6 separate regions of the Homo sapiens genome follow, and all the other regions are linked to region 5. Evidence: chromatin contacts called from ENCODE Hi-C or POLR2A ChIA-PET data. All regions are on one chromosome and are shown on one strand. The core of a region is the stretch at or near the end of the contact, and the rest is flanking DNA. Distances in the headings are between cores, read along the strand shown. Region 1 overlaps AFG1L (AFG1 like ATPase). Region 2 has its middle 150 kb from the start of SCML4. Region 3 overlaps SOBP (sine oculis binding protein homolog). Region 4 has its middle 130 kb from the start of SCML4. Region 5 holds the start of SEC63 (SEC63 protein translocation regulator). Region 6 holds the start of SOBP (sine oculis binding protein homolog).

Region 1 (3,114 bases), core at 202-2,701, 390 kb before region 5:
TTTATTTATTTATTTTTATTTTATTTACTTATGTATTTATTTATTTATTTTGAGACAGAGTCTTGTTCTGTTGCCCAGGCTGGAGTGCAGTGGTGCGATCTCGGCTCACTGCAACCTCTGCCTCAGCCTCCTGAGTAGCTGTGACTACAGGCACCCACCACCACACCCGGCTAATTTTTGTACTTTTAGTAGAGGCGGGGTTTCACCATTTTGGCCAGGCTGGTCTGAAATCCTGACCTCAATGACCCGCCCCCCTCAGCCCCCCAAAGTTGCTGGCATTATAGGCGTGGGCCACCGCACCTAGCCCAATTTACTTATTTATTTATTTTTAAGATAGGGCCTCACTCTGTAGCCCAGGCTGGAGTGCAGTGGTGCAATCTCAACTCACTGCAACCTTGATCTCCCAGGCTCAAGTGATCCTCCCACCTCATCCTACTGAGTAGCTGGAACCACAGGCACACACCACCATGCTCAGCTAATTTTTTAATTTTTTTGTAGAGATGGGGTCTCACCTAGTTGTCCAGGCTAGTCTCAAACTCCTGGTCTTAAGCAATCATCCTGCCTCAGCCTCCCAAAGTGCTGAGATTACAGGCATGAGCCACCATGCCCAGCCTTGTTAAAATTTAATACCTGTTTCCCAAGTCCAACAAAGGAAAAGAATAAAGAATAAGAGCTTATGGTGGCATTTTGAGGCTACTCTCCCATACAGAGAGCCCCTCAAATGAAAACTTGATCTTTTATTACCTATTTTATTTCATTTTTGAGATGGGGGTCTCACTCTGTTGCCCAGACTGGAGTGCAGTGGCATAATCATGGCTCACTGCAGCCTTGACCTCCTAGGCTCAAGTGATCCTCCCACCTTAGCCTCTCGAGTAATTGGGACTATAGGCACATGCCACCACACCAGGCTAATTTTTGTATTTTTTGTGGAGACAGGGTTTTGCCATGTTGCCCAGGCTGGTCTTGAACTCCTGGGCTTAGGCAATCCACTCGCCTCGGCCTACCAAAGTGCTGGGATTACAGGTATGAGCCACCATGCCTGGCCGATTACATATTTTATAAGTGGTCTGAACTAAACTTATTATAGCCACCAAAATGTTCGTCTCACTTCCCATTTCAGAATTCCTTTCTCTTCCCCTCTCTATATTATAAGGATGTTTCCAAACAAAGGTTGCCACCTACCCAAACTATATGAACATCCCATACTATCACATCTTTTCTATTGCTTTCAAACACTCAGATGAATAACTTGTAATATGCTTCCCTTCAATTAGTTACCATATGGCTGTATTTTCTAAACTAAAATCCAACAACATTCATAGGGTTTTTAAAAAAAAAGTGCTTTTACAGAAGTGGAAGCAGTTATGCTTCTTTAACCATCTCCATTTATGGTCAGGTGGTTAAGGTAACAGGAGGAACAAAGTTGTTGATTTTAGCGATGACTTAATATGAAAGTGAAGGTACTGGAAGTAGATGTTCTCAGGAGGCAAAGAATGAGACCTGACAACAAGATGAGAATCATTAATGGTGCCCAAAGGTGCAGGAACATAAAATTGATCAAGTGTCTGTTATAACTGCTTTCAAAATAAGAAGTAAGTATACATTGGTCTCAAAAGTACCAATTAGCCAATGAACTAAGAAAAAGAATAGTTTGACCTTCTTTTCTGTAATTTCAAGAACCTGAAGAATTTTAAGGGGCAATCTCTAATGTTCACTTTTGTGAACTAAATTATTCTCTCTTATTAGATTAGCTAAATCTGGAAATACAAAACGGACATTCAATGCAAGGTAGCAGTAAACAAATTAGAAAAAGAAGGAACAGTTTAGAAAGGAACAGTTTAATCTTTAAGGCATTAAAACTACTTATTTGGCTGGGCGCCATGGCTCATGCCTGTAATCCCAGCACTTTGGAAGGCCGAGGAGAGCGGATCACGAGGTCAGGAGATCGAGGCCATCCTGGCTAACACGGTGAAACCCCGTCTCTACTAAAAATACAAAAAATTAGCCGGGCATGGTGGCAGACACCTGTCGTCCCAGCTACTTGGGAGGCTGAGGCAGGAGAATGGCGTGAACCCGGGAGGCGGAGCTTGCAGTGAGCCGAGATCGCGCCACCGCACCAGCCTGGGTGACAGAGAGAGACTCCATCTCAAAACAAAAACAAAAACAAAAACAAAAACAAAACAAAACCTACTTATTCAATGCCCTTTTTTTTTCTTTTCCTAAAAATGTTACTAAGATAATATCCCCTGCCATCACTCCCTCATAACGCAAATGTGTTGTGGCTATAGGGGAGCCTAGAGTGTGAATATTAGTCTAGGTCCAAAACTGACCTCGTTACATGTGAATGTGAGTTTTGAGTATGCCAGTAGAAGAAATAATTGATTGACAGTAAACTGAGGGATTAGAAAAAATTAAAATTAAAAAATTAAAAAAGACATCAAAGAAATAATTGAAAGCAAGGAGGCAAAAAAGCCAAGTAGAAACTCCTTCATGATATCAGTGGCTGAGGGTGGCCAAGGAGAGGTTTAAGACTAAGAGAAAAGGATTTGTTTGAAGAAAATAGAAACCACAAAACAGAATATTTCAGTAAGAATGAGGTCAGGGAAGACTTCATAAGCAAGACACTACATGATTAGGAAAACCTAGAAAGAAGTGACCACTCAGAAAGTTTCCAGCAATATGTGAGTCTTTCTGCCCAATGTCTAGAACTGGGAGACCAAGGAAATGTTACCACTTATGCATTAAGAGTATCTACTGTCAACTACATTAAAGATAATAACGACTAAATTATTCATCCAAGGGCTTAGGTTATGACTAGAAATATTAATGGAAATTAAAAGTAAAAAAGAACAGCTTATTTTTTTAAAAAGTATTAAGCTGAGTTAATGAGTCATGGAATCCTGATTTGTCTAATAACCTATCTGTAGTTGATTTCCTTCCCTGATATTAATTACTTTATACATTAAATAATGTTTGCACCCTAACATGGTGACTAATTCTGCCCTAGACTACAGCTGTATCCTGTGAGAAGTAAAGTAAAAGCTGAGATAACTGCCCTCTCTCCCTTTTCTTCTCTCCCTACCTTACCCTGCCTCATCCTATTCCCTTGCTGGT
Region 2 (3,102 bases), core at 244-2,743, 290 kb after region 5:
ATGTAAATTGGCAAGTGCTGGGAATCAGGTCTTGATTTATTGTTTTGTTGCTTGTCTAGACTTAAAGTGATGGGGAATGTTCATAATGAAGATTAAACTCAAAAGAGTGCCACGTCTGTGTCTGTGGCTGTTACATTGTGAATAACATGAAAATTTGAGGAAATATTCTCCCAGTATTTGATTTAGAAAAGAAGTCACTCATGTCGTTGATGAATGAGTGAGGTTTCAACCTATGTCTTCGTGGTTTCACTTTTGTCTAATACATTAACATACAAGAAAATATCATTCAACATTTATATCAGAACTACACTCATTCAGCAATTGCAACCAGGTAGTTACAAGAATTCAACAAAAATCAACAAGACCATGCTGTGAGAATCTATTGGTTCTATGGAATTTATAACAAAGAGTGTTATATATTTTATCGTTATTATAAATTGCATGTTCCACATCTTTCATAACAGCAAAATGTATAATAAACTTACGTACTTATGGATAATCACGCTTTTTCCCCTCAGAGAGCCCACAGTTAAACACGTTCCAGCACACCATTAATCCACCGAGCTCTGTGTCTGTGGAACACAACTCACACCCCACATCAAGGCAGCAAACACTTTAATCGGTTCTAATTCCAAAGTAACTGCTGAAAGAAGCATTCGGAGAGTTCATGAAGACCCGGGTTCCCATCTTGATCCTGCTACTCACGAGCTAACTGCCACTAGACAAGTCACTCCGCCTTTCTCTATACCTCACTTCCCACATGTGCAAAAATGAGGGCATTGAACAATACGAACAATCCTGTCCTTTCCAGCTCTCAAATGTCATGGCTTATGCACATGTGAGAAAGGGACGGCTCCGAAGTTGCAGGAATTCAAACCAACCTAAAGGCTTCCAAATGTCATCTCTGAGGTCATGTTCTTTACTCACTGTACCTTCAGATGACATGAAAATCAGGCAGCTAGAAGGGCGAAGAGAAGCCTTCTTTTGAGCCCTGTCCATTTGAGATGACATAGCCATGGGCATGGGAAGGGAGTGAGAAAGATGGACTAAATTTGCTCCGTAAGCAGGGCCCTGCCGTCCTCGCTTCCTCAGCTCCTGCCCCTCTTCCTCTGGACTCAGGCTTTTCTGCTCCATGGAGCCTCTTGGGCACTGAGTTCTCCCCACACAGCAGAAACGAGCCCAGCACAGAGAGCTCCCTAACCTGAGGGATGGCCTACAAGAGATTAATAGCGAACTTGTAGGAAGGAAGGATGCGAAAGCTCACACAGGTCTTTCGTAGCCTTCACAACGTTGGGCAGGAAATGGTTAATCAGGGCCGGCCCTGAGCCTGGACGGCTGCAGGCAGGGAAGGGGCAGCGATTAATTACACTACACAGGAAGTGCAGGCCTCCATCCCTCTGCCCAACGGGGAAATCCATTTTCAATTCTGACCTCAATGTGGAAGTGACTCTTCCTGCCAAAAGGAGAGGAGTACAAGCGTCCCCTCCCCCACAGCACAGCAGAACCAGAAGACAGAACACAGGCAGATGCAGCACCAGGGGTAGGCAAAGCCCAGGCAACGTGCACAGCAGGCAGCTTGATGGAGAAAGTTTTCCTTAGTGGCACCTGATGAGACAACTCTTCCTGTACATGCACTGAAACAGGGAATAGGTACAAAAAAAAAAAACAAAAACCCAAGAAAATGCTACTTGGTATGGAACAGGAATAACAGGAGACACAGACAAGGTCAGCAGAACCTAGAAGGAGAGTCCAGACACACGAGACATTGCCTATAGTTCCATAGCAAGGAGTGCAGCCTGGGCAGCCTGAGACCCTTTCCTTAAAAAAAAAAAATGGTGTTTTTTGTTTTTTCGAGACAGAGTTTTGCTCTGTCACCCAGGCTGCAGTGCAGTGGCACACTCTTGGCTCACTGCAACCTCTGCCTCCCAGGCTCAAGCAATTCTCATGCTTCAGCCTCCTGAATAGCTGGGATTACAGGCATATACCACCACACCCAGCTAATTTTTTGTATTTTTAGTAGAGACGGGGTTTCACCATGTTAGCCAAGCTGGTCTCGAACTCCTGGCCTCAGGTTGATCTACCTGCCTCAGCCTCCCCAAAGTGCTGGGATTACAGACATGAGCCACCGCGCCCAACCAAAAAAGGTTTTTCTAAATTAGTCAGGTATGGTGGCACAGGCCTGTAGTCCCAGCTACTCAGGAGGCTGAAGCAGGAGAATCGCTTGAGCCCGGGAGTTTGAGATTGCAGTGAGCTATTATCATGCCACTGCACTCCAACCTAGGTGACAAAGTGAGAACCCCCATCTCTCTTTTTTTTTTAAAGCAAAGAATAAATGGAAGGCATACCAGAAGCCCACTGCATATTTTTTATCCATATTTTTAATGAAACTAATATATGATTAAAAAAAAACATACATAGTTGCTATTCCATTTTTCTGTTTGTCTAAAGGCCCAAGCTGAAGAACCCCTTGGGGAATGGTTTCAGATAGATCACCTGACCTACGGTTAAGCTCCAGGTTGTGATGCTCAGGGTGGGAAACACGAGGTGAGCTGCACCGTCCTTCCTTCTGCTTTATGGACTGGGGTCTTCGGGGGTTCTGTCTCTGTCTTGGTGTGCGACACGTTTACATGTTCACATACTCTATCGGCCAAGGCCCAGCCAGGAAAACAGAGAGCACCTTAGGCCCTTGCAGCCAGGGGAGCGCAAGGAAGGGAAGGGGGTCCACAGTGATGGAGAGCTGAGAAGCTGGGCAGGGGACAGTGAGAAAACCCTGAGGCTGAAGGAACAAACATAGGAAGACTTCATGGGAGCTGCAGCTCCTAAGGGCTTTCCAGAGGGAACTGAGGAAGGTGGCTGAGGGAGAGAGAGAGGGAGAGAAATCCCATCTCCCATTAGCTGAATACAGCCAGGGTGAGGGCCCTGCCATGTGGAGCAGAGCAGGGAAAGTTGAGAAATGGATCTCAGAGCAAACAGGCCCAGAGCCAGCACACTTGCTATCATCTAACCCTGGAAGCAACCCCAAGAGTAGGTCTCATCATCTCCATGTCACTGAGACAGAAATCAAGCCTTGGAGACATTAAAGACCAATGCGGCCAGCAGCGC
Region 3 (2,962 bases), core at 38-2,537, 320 kb after region 5:
GGATGTTAGGTCAATGTTCCATATCAAATGAATTCATGAAGCGTTTCTCCCTTTTGTTCTTTAAATACTATCAGTCACATTCTTACTTCCCTTTTTACCCAAAACAAAACACAGCTTACTATATCAAAGACAGACAACAAACCAGAGGTTCAGAGGGGAAAATGATGAGACAACTAGTGCTGGTGCAGCCAAATATCTGGATGGGAATGAGGCTGGGAGCACTGGAAGCTTTGATTTGCCCCAGCCCTGACCCCTTGGCTACCTGGAAAGCCAGGTCTGCTCTGCCCCCATCTCTCTACTCAGGGCTGTACATCTGGACCACACAGTACAATTGCACAAGCATTTTTTGCTTATGATCATTAATTCAGTCCAAGGAGTGGCAGAGTTAGGTAACTTGACTGATTTCCAATTTTAAACTATGTAGTACACTTGGGACTATTTTAAAGCATTAGAGAATAATTCCAAGTTTTTGTTATTGTCATTTTCTTTTGCTCCAGTCATTTTTCACTAGAATCTTTTCGATGACCCTTGAAATAAGTTTTGTGCATGTGTGTGTACTTCCCCTCCCTGTTGATGGTCTCATGTTCCCAATCCTGACCCCACCCTATTTTTTTTTTCTGTGCTGTGGAAATCCACAAATCTGGAGAAGAACTCTCTGCAGTTAGTATTCAGAGCTGGTGTCTGAAATGGCATTTACCCCATTTCCTTGAGAATGGGACCCTGTTAAACGATGCCAGTGCTAAATTGTTTATTTTCTAAAGCTAATTTCTTTCTTTCTCTGAATGAATTTCGTTTATGCCCTTTGAGGCCCTAAGAAAAAGTTTACACATGCAGAATGCATTGCCTTAACATCCATCCACATAGAAAGTGCTATGCACTTAAAACGGCAACGGAAGGATACAAAATAAGTTGTGCAGGACACGGTAAGAGAAAACAGCATGGCCACCCCCGTCCCTTTGGCACGATCTCTTAGACAGGAAAGTCTGGAAAAGGCGGGGCGTTCGGGTGAGGGTAAGTGTTCCACAACATGAGGTAAGTGTTCCACGGTGCAGCGTATTTTGGTCCTCAGACATCTCTGCCCCTCTGCAGCACTTGTCTGCATGAAGGTAGGTGTAAATGATTGAACATGGTGCACAGGCAGCAGCTTAGGCTGGCAAGGGAGTGACTCATTGGAAACCAGTCAGGGAACTGATTTCCAGTGCCCTCCTGGGCAACGGCTGGTTAATAGCTGGCCGAACGCGTCTCTTTCCAAGTGCAGTCTCTCCAAGTAAAGAGGCATACTGGGGAGCTAGGGAGCATTGGCAGCGCTCCCAGACACTGCCACATCAATGCCCTGGTGTTCACCGACCTGTCCACCTCTCTGACTCTGGCCATTCTGCTTTCTTGGCCTCAGTGGCAGAGTAGAAGATCTTTCCACAGAAGAACAGTGTCTCCCTGTATCGTACAAATTTTGAAGGTCCAAGTGCTGGGGAAGTATCTAGCTTATTTCTTTTCTTGCTTCTCTTTTCTTCTTTCATCACAGGCCCTTGTGGGAAATGGTAACTTGAAGAAAAGTCTGTAACCTTTTGCATTGTGTCACTAAGGCAATCTTATTGAGGCAAGTGCTACATGATGTAGCTCCAACTTTGATTCTGCAATATTAGGCCCACAGCAGAAATTGCCAAACAATATATTCTAAGTTTTAAGAGAAACTTTCCATTAATTCAGCTTCCTCAGAGAAACAAGAAAAATTTCAACTCAGATATTGCTCCATAATAAGGTAAGATAATCCTTCAGAGATATAGAGCATACTTTTTCTGGAGCCAAAATCTATGGACGTCTTCTCCCATGAAAATGCCTCTGTGCATAGGCACATAAAACTTTCCATGAAATTTCAGGGGGAGTTGCTGAAGGCCATCCAGGGACGAGTCCAGGGGGCCAGGAGACCAGCTTTAGGGAGCTGCCATATGGATCTGGAGACAGAGCCAGGACCAGTGCTGCACTAGCATGACCCTGAGTGGGTGCCTCCTCAAAGTCTCTGCCCTAAGCCCTTCCTTTGCTTCACTCTAGTCCCAGTCCTGCTGAAGATGGAAGGTTATGGGTACATCTGAAAGTAATAAATATCCAGTCACAGATGTCATTTCATATTCCATCATAACCTGATTGACATCATATATAAAAGTTGGATGCTTGTACATTAAAACCTTCCCTCCAAGTCCCTGGTCATAAGGGTTAACATGGTCCCAGCAGCATTGAATTGGGACATATCTCAGGCCAATCTTGACACCATTCATTCCAGAAAACTTTCCTCTACAAGTCTGAAATGATCACAGGAAGCACACTCCCAGGTCCTCCCACTCACATGTGTCCATGACACAGACCTGGTGTCTTCTTTCTGGCTCTCTGAAGTACCTCTACCTAGAACTATATGTGCCAACTGCATCCCAACAGACAAGCTAACCCTTAACTTAGGGACTGTCACCAATTAATATTCCCAATAGTCAAGTACTGGACCATTAGATAGCACAAGTCTGACACAGGATCCGAGCACATCCCATTCATACTGATTTCCTTTTGTCACTCTCAGTTTTCCTTCTTTTCCTTGTTTTAAAAGTAGGCACCTATAGTATTGTTTCGAATGTATGGACTGACTTCCCAACCTCCTCCCAGACAGCCTCCTCTCTTGAACTTCTCAGTTTGAGAAACTAAATTGGCAAAAAACTTTTTGGGACCTCCACCCTTTTGGCTTCCCCAATGAAGTGAACTCCTTGCCTTGGAACAGTTGTTTCTAGGACTGTGGCTCCATGACCAGACTAATAATTAAACTCCAAAAAGCCAAACTACAGGTGCCTCCTCCAGCTTTCCCTGAGAAAATAAGATGTCAAGTCCCCCCTGCTGAGCCTGGAGTAGTATCATGGAATTGGGACCAGGAAAAAGGGTCTTATATTTTCTTTCTGGTTTTTGAAACTTAGAAATTTGGGAG
Region 4 (2,861 bases), core at 177-2,676, 270 kb after region 5:
AGGTCCATGTTCCGCAGCCCCACCCTGGCCTGCTCTGATAGCCCCTGGGTCTATGACTTAGCTGCAGAACAGGCCGTTTATGACTAGACTCATGACCTTGAGAGTCCTGAGCTGGTGGGACTCACTGGGGCTCTGTGGGGAAGAGAGGAATTACAGGAGATATATAGCTAAGACCAAGATGATCTACCTCAGGGGTCTCTCTCCTGATTATCTAAGTAGTAAAGTATTTCTTAAGACCGGAATGGAGTTGATTTTCTTAGGCAAGTTACGGGAAAAGAAAATTTCCCACATACTATGTGAATCACTGTGAAAGAGATATTGCTCCATTCTAGAAATTTAAAGTGCCATCACATATGTTGAGCATGGCCGGATCCTGCCTTCTGATCTCTGACTAAGAACTTCCATTCATTCTAGTGCTCAATGAACTCACACAGTTTCCCATTACCCCTTTCATTAAAAAATCATTTTTTAAGTAGAATTGCTTTTCTCCTTGAACTCTTCACCAAGGTTGATTCGACATCCATCTAGGAGTGGCTCCTAACTTATTGTTAGCCTATTAGTGGAAGCAATAAAAAATACTGAAAGGTGAAGGTTATTTAAATGAGAAATATCTCTGTAAAATCCCCACAGGGTTGGTGGGATGGAGAAGTGGTTCTGACAGTAGCTCTGTTGCCGGTTTCAGACTATCAGGTTTGGCAACAATGTTTTGTTAGCAGCAGTTAATCAGCGAATCCCGTTACTTAATAAGGTTATCACTCTGAGCAAAAGCTGCAAATTACACGTTCTTTCTCTCCAGGCTGAAGACAACATCCTTAACATTTTACATTTATAAGTAATATCTCGTTAGCAGAAACAGGGTAAACAGAAGCACATGGAATATGTCTTTTGTGTGTAATTCAGGATGATATTTTTATTCAGAAATTTCAAAGTCATGTAAACCTGCCCCCCTGCCAAACTCCTCCATTATTTGGTGCTGGTTTGGACTGTGTATCCTAAAGAGGTAGGAAAACACACCTTTTTTCATCATCAGCTGCAGAAGACACCCTGTCATGGCCACCAAGAGTAAATTCACAGGCTTGTAAAAGCCTAACTCAAGTACTGCCAACCGCAGGTGGCTCTGCTCATCAGCCTTGTCCAGTGATTTAGTGATGGGGGGAGGGCCCTTCTCTGTTAACAAAACCATCTCCATTAACCCCTGTGACTCTCACTTGCCACTTCAGCACGGAATAGTCTATGAATTCTGTCTCCCCACTCTCTCACCCCTCCCTTTTCCACCCCTTGACTCATGCTTGAGTTTGAATTCCATAGCATCAGTGGCCAAATTTCTTCTGTGTGAGTTTATGCATATCCACATATCCCTTTCCCCGTGGGGCCCAGGAACCTCCGAGAAGTCTCAGGTTGTGCTGAACTCATTGGCGTCAGCCTTGACCTCCCAACCAAGATGGCACCATTGTCCCATGTGGCATAATGGTGAGAGTGTCTTGCAGCTGACAGGAAGTGCTGTGGGAGCTCCTTGCTGTCGGTGGAGGCGGGGAGGGGGGAGGGGCAAGGGAAGCTGCTCCCTTGGTGAAAAATACAGGAGAGGAGGTTCTTGGACAAAGGCCTCTGGGAACCAGGAGGGTATGCAAGGGAGGCTTTCTAGACGGCATCACCTCCAGAGGGGCGGGGCTGTGTGTGAGCACATCCCCTGCACTCGCAGCTGCGTGACCCTGCAGACCTGCTCTTCCATCTCCATCGTCTCTCCAGTTCAGCAGTTGTTGCCTTTATTTTTTCTTTTTGGCTCAGAAAGCTGCAGAGGGGAGGAACTTGAGGGTTTTGTCTTTTTTTTTTTCTGGCATGTTTTCTGTGTGCATGTACTGTCTCTACCTCATTCCAGTTGTTGATGACATTTTCCTTCCCGCCCTTTCTCTCCCCTCACCCCACCCCTCCCATGCATTCTCCAGTCCGTAGCATTTTTTAGAGCTGCATATAATTTCCCCAGGGAGAGACTCTGTGTTTTCTGGCTGACTTATTCTTTATATATTCCCAGTCAAACACTTTTCCCCTTTCGGTTGCACCTCTGCATCCTTCCTCCACTTGGCTCTTGAAGCGTTTTTTTCTTGGTGTTTTATTTCCTCCTCTTGCCTCCTCCACTCCCGCCCCCAGTGAGAACATCTCTGTGCATGTCTTACAGCCTTACGTTTTCCACCAAAAAACACATTTCCAAGGGGCCTTAGTGACTTGTGAAAATTCCTTCCAAACCTGTCTCCTGGAAACAGGATGGCAGATGAAAGATTTCTTCATTAAAATTAGACACTTTAAAGAGGCATCCAGTAAAAGCTCTGAAAATCCCAAGTGGGCCTTTGTCTGCATCGTGCTGGTGTAGAAGCTAGCGGGGAGGCCAGGGCTTCGGGGAAGGGCCGGGACAAAGGGCTCCGGGGTTCCATTAACCCATTTGATGACAAAGAATCTCTCCCGCGGGTGGGGAGCTTTGAGCCCGATGGGTTGTGCACTGGCTTTCTACCCCGTAGCTCACACTACCATTGCTGTTTGCAACAGCTCATGTTGAGGTGCCTGGAGGTCCTCATGACCTGCCCTTTTTGGAGAAAGAATATGATTTACGACTTGAAAAGCTGGTCAAGGCTCTGGACCTCATTCCAAGCTGTGATTTCTCATTTGGGCTTCTAATGTTTGATTATGCAGCTGGGCGGTGTCCTCTCTAAAAAGCAGCTTTTGTGACATTAGCTAGCTCCCCGCTAGGGGTTTTAACTGGACCAGCAGAGTGCAATCAGAGCTTGCAGGAAAATCCTGGGCAGGGCCTTAGGAAACTCAGGGCCTGGGAAAGTGGTTTTCCAACTCTGGCTGAAAGTATGAGAGAAGGA
Region 5 (2,916 bases), core at 99-2,598:
GCTCCCGCCACCGTCCATCCCTGAAATGCAGTTTCCTGTTCACAACCCGCAGGGAGAATGCCAGTCACTGTCAGGAAATTTTAAGGTCCTGGGCGATGGAGGGTCAAGGGCACACTGGCTTTGTGGCATCAAAATGATATGGGTTTGAATCCTCAGACATTCTTTTACTGTGAGGGACCTTGGGCAGTCTCTCTGGGCCTCAATTTTCTCATTTGTAGAGCAGACATACTTTGCTTTATTCCATGGGGTTTACTGATGACTAAATGACACAAAACAATAAAGGTCTCAGCCTACCGCCTGAAGCTGGTGGTTATAATTAGCAGCTCTGGAATGGGTAGGGAACCATCTGTAACGGCTTGGGGAAATCTTCATCTGCAAGATGGGCACAGCGTAGATTCAAATCTGTCGCCCAGTGGAGAGCGATCCGGTCTCACTGCAACCTCCGCCTCCCGGGTTCAAGCGATTCTCCTGCCTCAGCCTCCTGAGTAGCTGGGATTACAGGCGCGTGCCACCACAGCCGGCTAGTTTTTGTATTTTTAGTAGAGACGCGGTTTCACCATGTTGGTTAGGCTGGTCTGGAACTCCTGACCTCATGATCCACCCGGTCTCCCAAAGTACTGGGATTACAGGCATGAGCCACTGCGCCCGGCCAGATAGTAAACATTGCTTTGAAAACACAACTGCAACCCACACCTCCCGCAACCCACACCTCCCCATCCCCCAATTTTTTTTTTTTTTGAGATGGAGGCGCGCGCCACCACGTCCGGCTAATTTTTGTATTTTTAGTAGAGAGTGGGTTTCACCATGTTGGTCAGGCTGGTCTCGAACTCCTGATCTCATGATCCGTCCGCCTCGGCCTCTCAAAGTGCTGGGATTACAGGCGTGAGCCACTGTGCCCGGCCTCCCACCCCCTATTCTAAATGACACTTGTTTCCAAAATATGGGGGCTGGAGGAGCAGATCCAGAACCCAAGGAAACGTGATCAACCAGGGCAATTAATCCAGAGGGCAGGACAGGCTGAGCCTCAGCTCTTCTCTGAATATCTGGGACCCCTGCGCAGCCAGGTGAACCGCCCGCGACCGCTGCTCCGGCGGGAAGCCTTCTCTGGGATCCTGTACGCCGACGCCCGGAATCCGGCGTGGTGCGCTGGGAAACTGAGCGGTGGAGGAAGGCGGAGCGGTTAGGGGCGGGACCCTAGGGGAGGGGTTGGGGGAGGGCTTTGACGTTAGGGCGGGGCTAAGGGCGAGACCTCGCCGAGTTCCACCGTTGCGCTCGCCACGTCTCCCTTAGCGAGCTCGCTGGGGACACGCAGGGGGAGGGAAAACTGAGCGGGGCGGGAACTATCTCCTCTCGCGAGAGCTGGCGACGGCGGCGGCAGCGGCAGAGGTGGCGGCGGCGTGTCCGTGAGAGTGGCGTGGGGGCGGGGAGGAGAGGCGGCGGCGGCAGTGTCCAAGCTACGCCACTCGGGCCGGGGCGTTGGGAGCGGGAGTGCAGAGCGTGGTCGTGGCGGCGGCGGTGAGAAGAGCGAGGCGGAGGAGGGGGTGCCATGGCCGGGCAGCAGTTCCAGTACGATGACAGTGGGAACACCTTCTTCTACTTCCTCACCTCCTTCGTGGGGCTCATCGTGATCCCGGCGACATACTACCTCTGGCCCCGAGATCAGAATGCCGGTGAGTCCCGCCGGCCTTTGCCCGCGAACCCGCGCAGGCCCCGCCAGCGCCCCCAGGCCCTGCGGCGCCCGCTTGCCCGGCCCCAGCCCGCGGCGTCCGGGATGACAGGGACGGTGCGGCCCGGCCTGTGTCCAGCGTCCGCCACTGGCGGGGCCCGGGTCAGCAGCGTTTCCCTCGGCGCTTCTCCACCTCCCTTCATTGTCCTCAGGAGTTTCGCTCGCTCCATCTTCTCCATTGTTGTGGACGCTCCTTGCAGCCTCCTCCTGCCTCTTTGTCTTCTCTGCCTTTGCTTTTATTGGGGATTTTTCTTTATGGAGGAAGCGGGATGGGGACTTGGGAGGTGAGCAAAGAGTTGGCCAAGAAGAGACTGAACGTGCGGGCACAACTCTCAGTCCGTCCAGTTCGCGGCCCTCATCCCCCGACTCCGGTTTCCCTGTTGCAGCTGCTCTTAACAGATGTTTTAGGGCATCTCTGAGCCGGGTGGCATGCTTAGGACTCCAATTGAGCTTTCCACCGCCTACCCCCGTCACTTCCTCCCGTTGCTTTTTCATTTGTTCACTCACTGTGGGGGTTGGAAGCAATGCCGTTATTCCTCTTAGCAAAAATAGGCTTTTTTCTATTTCCTTTTCTTCGGAGTTTCCTGTTTGTGACGGAAAAAGTGCAAGTATGAAGGATTAAGTCTCGTTTAATTAATCTTGTAGGGAATTTTGAGGTAGTGGGTCGATTTACTTTTGGTTCTAAGTCTTTTCACATTAAACAACATCGAATTAAAGCACAGAATAACAGATTCTTTTCATATTTCACTTGATGTTTGGGTAATGTTTGCATCCATTTGTTGCACTCTACTAGGACATATGGCAGATGGTATTCTTAAAGCTGATGTAACTGCGAGGGCCTAATGGGTTATTTATGGTAGTGTTAACAGTAAGGAGTGGGTTTTGAGTATTAACAACTTAGGGAAAGCTTTCTATTGCACAAGAGCTGTGCTAACTTGCTTAAATATCTTCTCTTCAATTGGGTGTGCTGGAGGTCTAGGTTGTCCAGGTTATATACTCTACTTGGAGAAGTTGTTAACAGTGAAGCCTTGAATCAGCTCAGAACTTGTTATACTTTCAGATGGATTCAGTGTCCTGTAACATTCTTTTTCCCCCCCGCCCCATGTGATCTGCAGGAAACTAACATTCTTGACTTGGAATAGAACTAAAATAAATTTAGGATAAATAGTAACAAAGGATTGCATCATTTT
Region 6 (2,822 bases), core at 55-2,554, 470 kb after region 5:
ATGGACAGGCGCCCTGCAAAGGCCGCCCCTCAGACAGCTGTCCTCCAGCGGGGCTGGCCGGGGTCTGCTTGGCTGGGAAGTGAGGCAGGCAGAGGCGAGCGGGAGGCGGAGGCTGCCAGTGGTGAGGTGCGGGCGGGGGCGGGCGAGGAGAGCGGTCAGGACCGTGCCCAGACCCGCGCCTCTCGGGCCGCAGCTCGCCGGGCACTGACGGGCTCTTCACGCCGTCGCAGCTGGTTGGTTGGGGGGAAGCGGGATTGAGGAGCAGGAGGGTGAGCTGGGGGAGAGGGGTGGAATAGAGCTCTCTCCGGGGTGCCCCGGCCAGGAGGCTCCTAACTTTGGAGGGACCCTGAGGATGATTCTCAAAAAGGGGGGAGAAACTGCACCGTCCACTGGGAAAGCCTCTTCCCCTGCCCAACGCCGCTCGAGTCCCCGGTGCCCTCGCCCTGAAACGCGTCCGTGCCAACCTGGGATTCGTAAGGTTAAATAGTATGTGGTCCCCCCTCATCAAATCTGAGGTTGGCAACAATTTCGGGGATGCAGCCCTCGAGTTGGCCTCTGCTTTACACCTGGAGGAGGAGCGGAGCCGTTCTGGGCATCCTACAGAAACTGACAAGCGCGCCCCGGTACCCCCCAGATCCATACCACGGCCCACGGGGAGCGGGCGCAAGAAAGAGCTCAGTCTCCCTGGCCCCCGAGATCAAAAAATACCTTCATCTCCTCATTGATCTCCCTTTTCACTGGGTGAGCCGGCTTCCTGCTCCGTTTATTTTCGGGAGGTCTCCCTTCTTTCTCCATTTCTGCCATGTTTTTGTGTCTGGTTTCTGTGGAGATGAAATGGCTGCTGCCGCCGCCGGCGGTGGTGGTGGCGGCGGCGGCGGCGGTGGAGGTGGTGCTGATGGTGGCGAGGCTGGCGGAGGTAGCGGTGCTGGCGGGGCCGGACCGAGCCGCGAGGGGGAGGGCAGGCGCCGAGAAGCGGGGTCTCTTCTAGCGGCGGAGGACGTCAGTGGCTGTCACGGGTAAGGATAGTGCGGAGAGTCTCGGGGATGCCGCCGCCGTCGCTCCGGCTCCTGCTGCCGCCGCCGCCGCCGCCGCAGCCAACGCCGCCGCTGCTGCCGCTGCCCCTGCCGCCCTCGCTGCCGCTGCCGCTCCCGCCGCCGCCGCCGCCGGGCCGCATCCTCGGGGCCCCGTGGAGTCGTCAGCCATCTTCCGTCGCTCGGTCCGTCCGCATGGGCGCGGGGAGCAAGGGCCGGCGCGGAGAGCGGCCCCGGGCGTGCGTGCGCGGCTGTGTGTGAGCCCGGGAGAGCGCGCCAGCCCCGGCGCCCAGCGCCTCCCGCGAGCCGAGCCGGGGGCGGGCCGGGGGCCGGCGCGGGAGGAGGGGAGGGAGCGCGGCCGGGAGGGGGTCGGAGGGAGGGGAAAGGTGGGGGGGGCGAGGACAGCCCCCCGGCTCTCGAGCGGGCGTGGCTTCCACCGTCACTGGATACGCGGATGCTGCGCGGCTCCGGGGGCTGCTCGCAGCCGCCTGTTCATCCGCGGCGGGCACGGGCGGCTCGCGGCGCCCCCCGCGGCCGCCACCTCCCCGCCACACGCCAGGGGCGCCGGCGCCCGCTCGGAACCCAGCCCTGCTTCTCAGCTCCGCGAGGTGGGCTGGGTTGCGTGTGGAGTTGGTTTTTGAGCCCGTCCTAGGAGCCGCTGAGGAAAAATGAATGGGGGTGAAAGGAGAAGGTTGGGCGGCGGGAGGTCGCGAGACCTGAGGTCGCCTGGCTAGAGGGCCGCCGTCCCCCGGGGAGGGTTGACTGAGCCTGCCGCCTCGGGGGTGCAACGCTGGGGTCTCGGGGAAAGGAAACCACAGCCCGGACGAGCTTCCCCCCACTGAGCTGCCAGAATAGTTTCCCCCTCCGGGGGCCACCGCAGAGTGCGCGGAGGCTGGAGACCCCTTGGAGAGGTCCCCGCGCCCCGCCCGGCCGGTCCTCCACGCGGCGCTGCCTCGGACTGCAATGGCAATGAAGCTTTTGCCTCTCAAAGAACTACTTAGAAGTAGGACATCTCGGCCTTCAGCCCCTTCATTTCTTTTTCCCCTTGTTCCTTCTCTCTTTATCTCTCTCTCACTTATGCCCTGCTTCAAAGTAACAGCTTTACGCGTGACCCCGCCTGCACCCTTATCTGGGTGTCCTGGGTTTCGCCCAAAAGGTTGGGCTGAGTGGGAGCTTCTGGGAGCGCACGGTCCCGCGTAGGGTCCCGCTCACCCGGACCCCGAACGCCCTCGCCACGCCCCGGTGGGATCCTCCCCTCCCCGCCTGGTTGCACTTTCTCCTCCCGACTTCCCAGCTAGCGCCTGCCCTCCATGGAGCGGTGCTCGCTCCCTCTGCGCTCACAAGTCCCCTCTTTGGCCCTCTCCTGCCACGCCTGGGGCCGAGGTCTGATTGAGTCTGTCCCTGTCCCTGGGTTGAGGCATTGGGGGTGACGACTGGATGATGTTTCTGTGATACGCGCGGCTCTGAGCGCTCCCACACGTTGCAGAGGACACATTGACGTTCCCGGCTTCTCCTTCCCGCGCCTCGACACTTCATAATTACCTGACACAATGCGATATGGGGGTGTCCATTGTTCCACTGCATGTTACTGTGGAGTGTTCGTTATGACAGTGGTGGAACTTAAAATTACACAATTTTTTTAAGTTCCTAAAAGAATGAATTCCGTGTGGGGATATGAGTAAGCTTTCCATTAAATCTCAGTTTGGCCTGTCAAACGAGGCTCATTCTGGGTATTACATCGCCTAATTTGCATTTTAGCATTGTTTTGTTTCTTAAATGTCACATTAGAGA

What was found. Hi-C counts contacts between places; a loop is a spot of excess contacts on that map. ChIA-PET counts read pairs that join two places held with the same protein, here RNA polymerase II (POLR2A). Pooled maps may share reads with other maps.
Region 1: a loop to region 5 is called in a pooled map, with 4 times the contacts of the local background. The contact joins the enhancer-like site here to the promoter of SEC63 in region 5. A Hi-C loop is called at or near these places in 3 of 37 single-sample maps with no recorded cell type and 4 of 50 pooled maps.
Region 2: a map of K562 shows a loop between it and region 5 (4-fold over the local background). The contact joins the enhancer-like site here to the promoter of SEC63 in region 5. A Hi-C loop is called at or near these places in 5 of 168 maps with a recorded cell type or tissue (CD8-positive, alpha-beta T cell, IMR-90, K562 and 2 more), 16 of 37 single-sample maps with no recorded cell type and 18 of 50 pooled maps.
Region 3: a pooled map shows a loop between it and region 5 (3-fold over the local background). The contact joins the enhancer-like site here to the promoter of SEC63 in region 5. A Hi-C loop is called at or near these places in 1 of 168 maps with a recorded cell type or tissue (CD8-positive, alpha-beta T cell), 12 of 37 single-sample maps with no recorded cell type and 10 of 50 pooled maps. POLR2A ChIA-PET finds 5 or more read pairs at or near these places in 1 of 52 experiments (activated T-cell).
Region 4: a map of chondrocyte shows a loop between it and region 5 (3-fold over the local background). The contact joins the enhancer-like site here to the promoter of SEC63 in region 5. A Hi-C loop is called at or near these places in 1 of 168 maps with a recorded cell type or tissue (chondrocyte) and 1 of 50 pooled maps. POLR2A ChIA-PET finds 5 or more read pairs at or near these places in 3 of 52 experiments (OCI-LY7, activated CD8-positive, alpha-beta memory T cell and activated naive CD4-positive, alpha-beta T cell).
Region 6: a loop to region 5 is called in a map of sigmoid colon, with 6 times the contacts of the local background. The contact joins the promoter of SOBP here to the promoter of SEC63 in region 5. A Hi-C loop is called at or near these places in 3 of 168 maps with a recorded cell type or tissue (chondrocyte, endothelial cell of umbilical vein and sigmoid colon) and 15 of 50 pooled maps.

What each region holds. Positions count from the first base shown.
Region 1 is chr6:108,347,133-108,350,246 of GRCh38, reverse strand. The region is part of intron 3 of AFG1L (AFG1 like ATPase); the gene reads right to left. Among named protein-coding and RNA genes, the nearest start is that of AFG1L, 54 kb to the right of the region's middle. RefSeq lists an enhancer at 1,355-1,524. Within about 2 kb of position 1,451, at least 2 of the 41 ENCODE cell types and tissues checked have a DNase peak (open chromatin) inside an H3K27ac peak, as active enhancers do.
Region 2 is chr6:107,669,347-107,672,448 of GRCh38, reverse strand. No RefSeq gene overlaps it. Among named protein-coding and RNA genes, the nearest start is that of SCML4, 150 kb to the left of the region's middle. RefSeq lists enhancers at 1,519-1,578, 2,942-3,102. Within about 2 kb of position 1,493, at least 9 of the 41 ENCODE cell types and tissues checked have a DNase peak (open chromatin) inside an H3K27ac peak, as active enhancers do.
Region 3 is chr6:107,639,901-107,642,862 of GRCh38, reverse strand. All of the region lies in intron 6 of SOBP (sine oculis binding protein homolog), which reads right to left. Among named protein-coding and RNA genes, the nearest start is that of SOBP, 150 kb to the right of the region's middle. Within about 2 kb of position 1,287, at least 9 of the 41 ENCODE cell types and tissues checked have a DNase peak (open chromatin) inside an H3K27ac peak, as active enhancers do.
Region 4 is chr6:107,689,981-107,692,841 of GRCh38, reverse strand. No RefSeq gene overlaps it. Among named protein-coding and RNA genes, the nearest start is that of SCML4, 130 kb to the left of the region's middle. Within about 2 kb of position 1,426, at least 5 of the 41 ENCODE cell types and tissues checked have a DNase peak (open chromatin) inside an H3K27ac peak, as active enhancers do.
Region 5 is chr6:107,956,640-107,959,555 of GRCh38, reverse strand. SEC63 (SEC63 protein translocation regulator) reads left to right here and starts at 1,348. Exons shown (of 21, transcript NM_007214.5): 1 at 1,348-1,670. The coding sequence starts at 1,547. RefSeq lists enhancers at 105-705, 1,308-1,909 and a silencer at 1,146-1,685.
Region 6 is chr6:107,488,599-107,491,420 of GRCh38, reverse strand. SOBP (sine oculis binding protein homolog) reads right to left here and starts at 1,304. Exons shown (of 7, transcript NM_018013.4): 1 at 709-1,304. The coding sequence starts at 804. RefSeq lists silencers at 925-984, 1,025-1,074.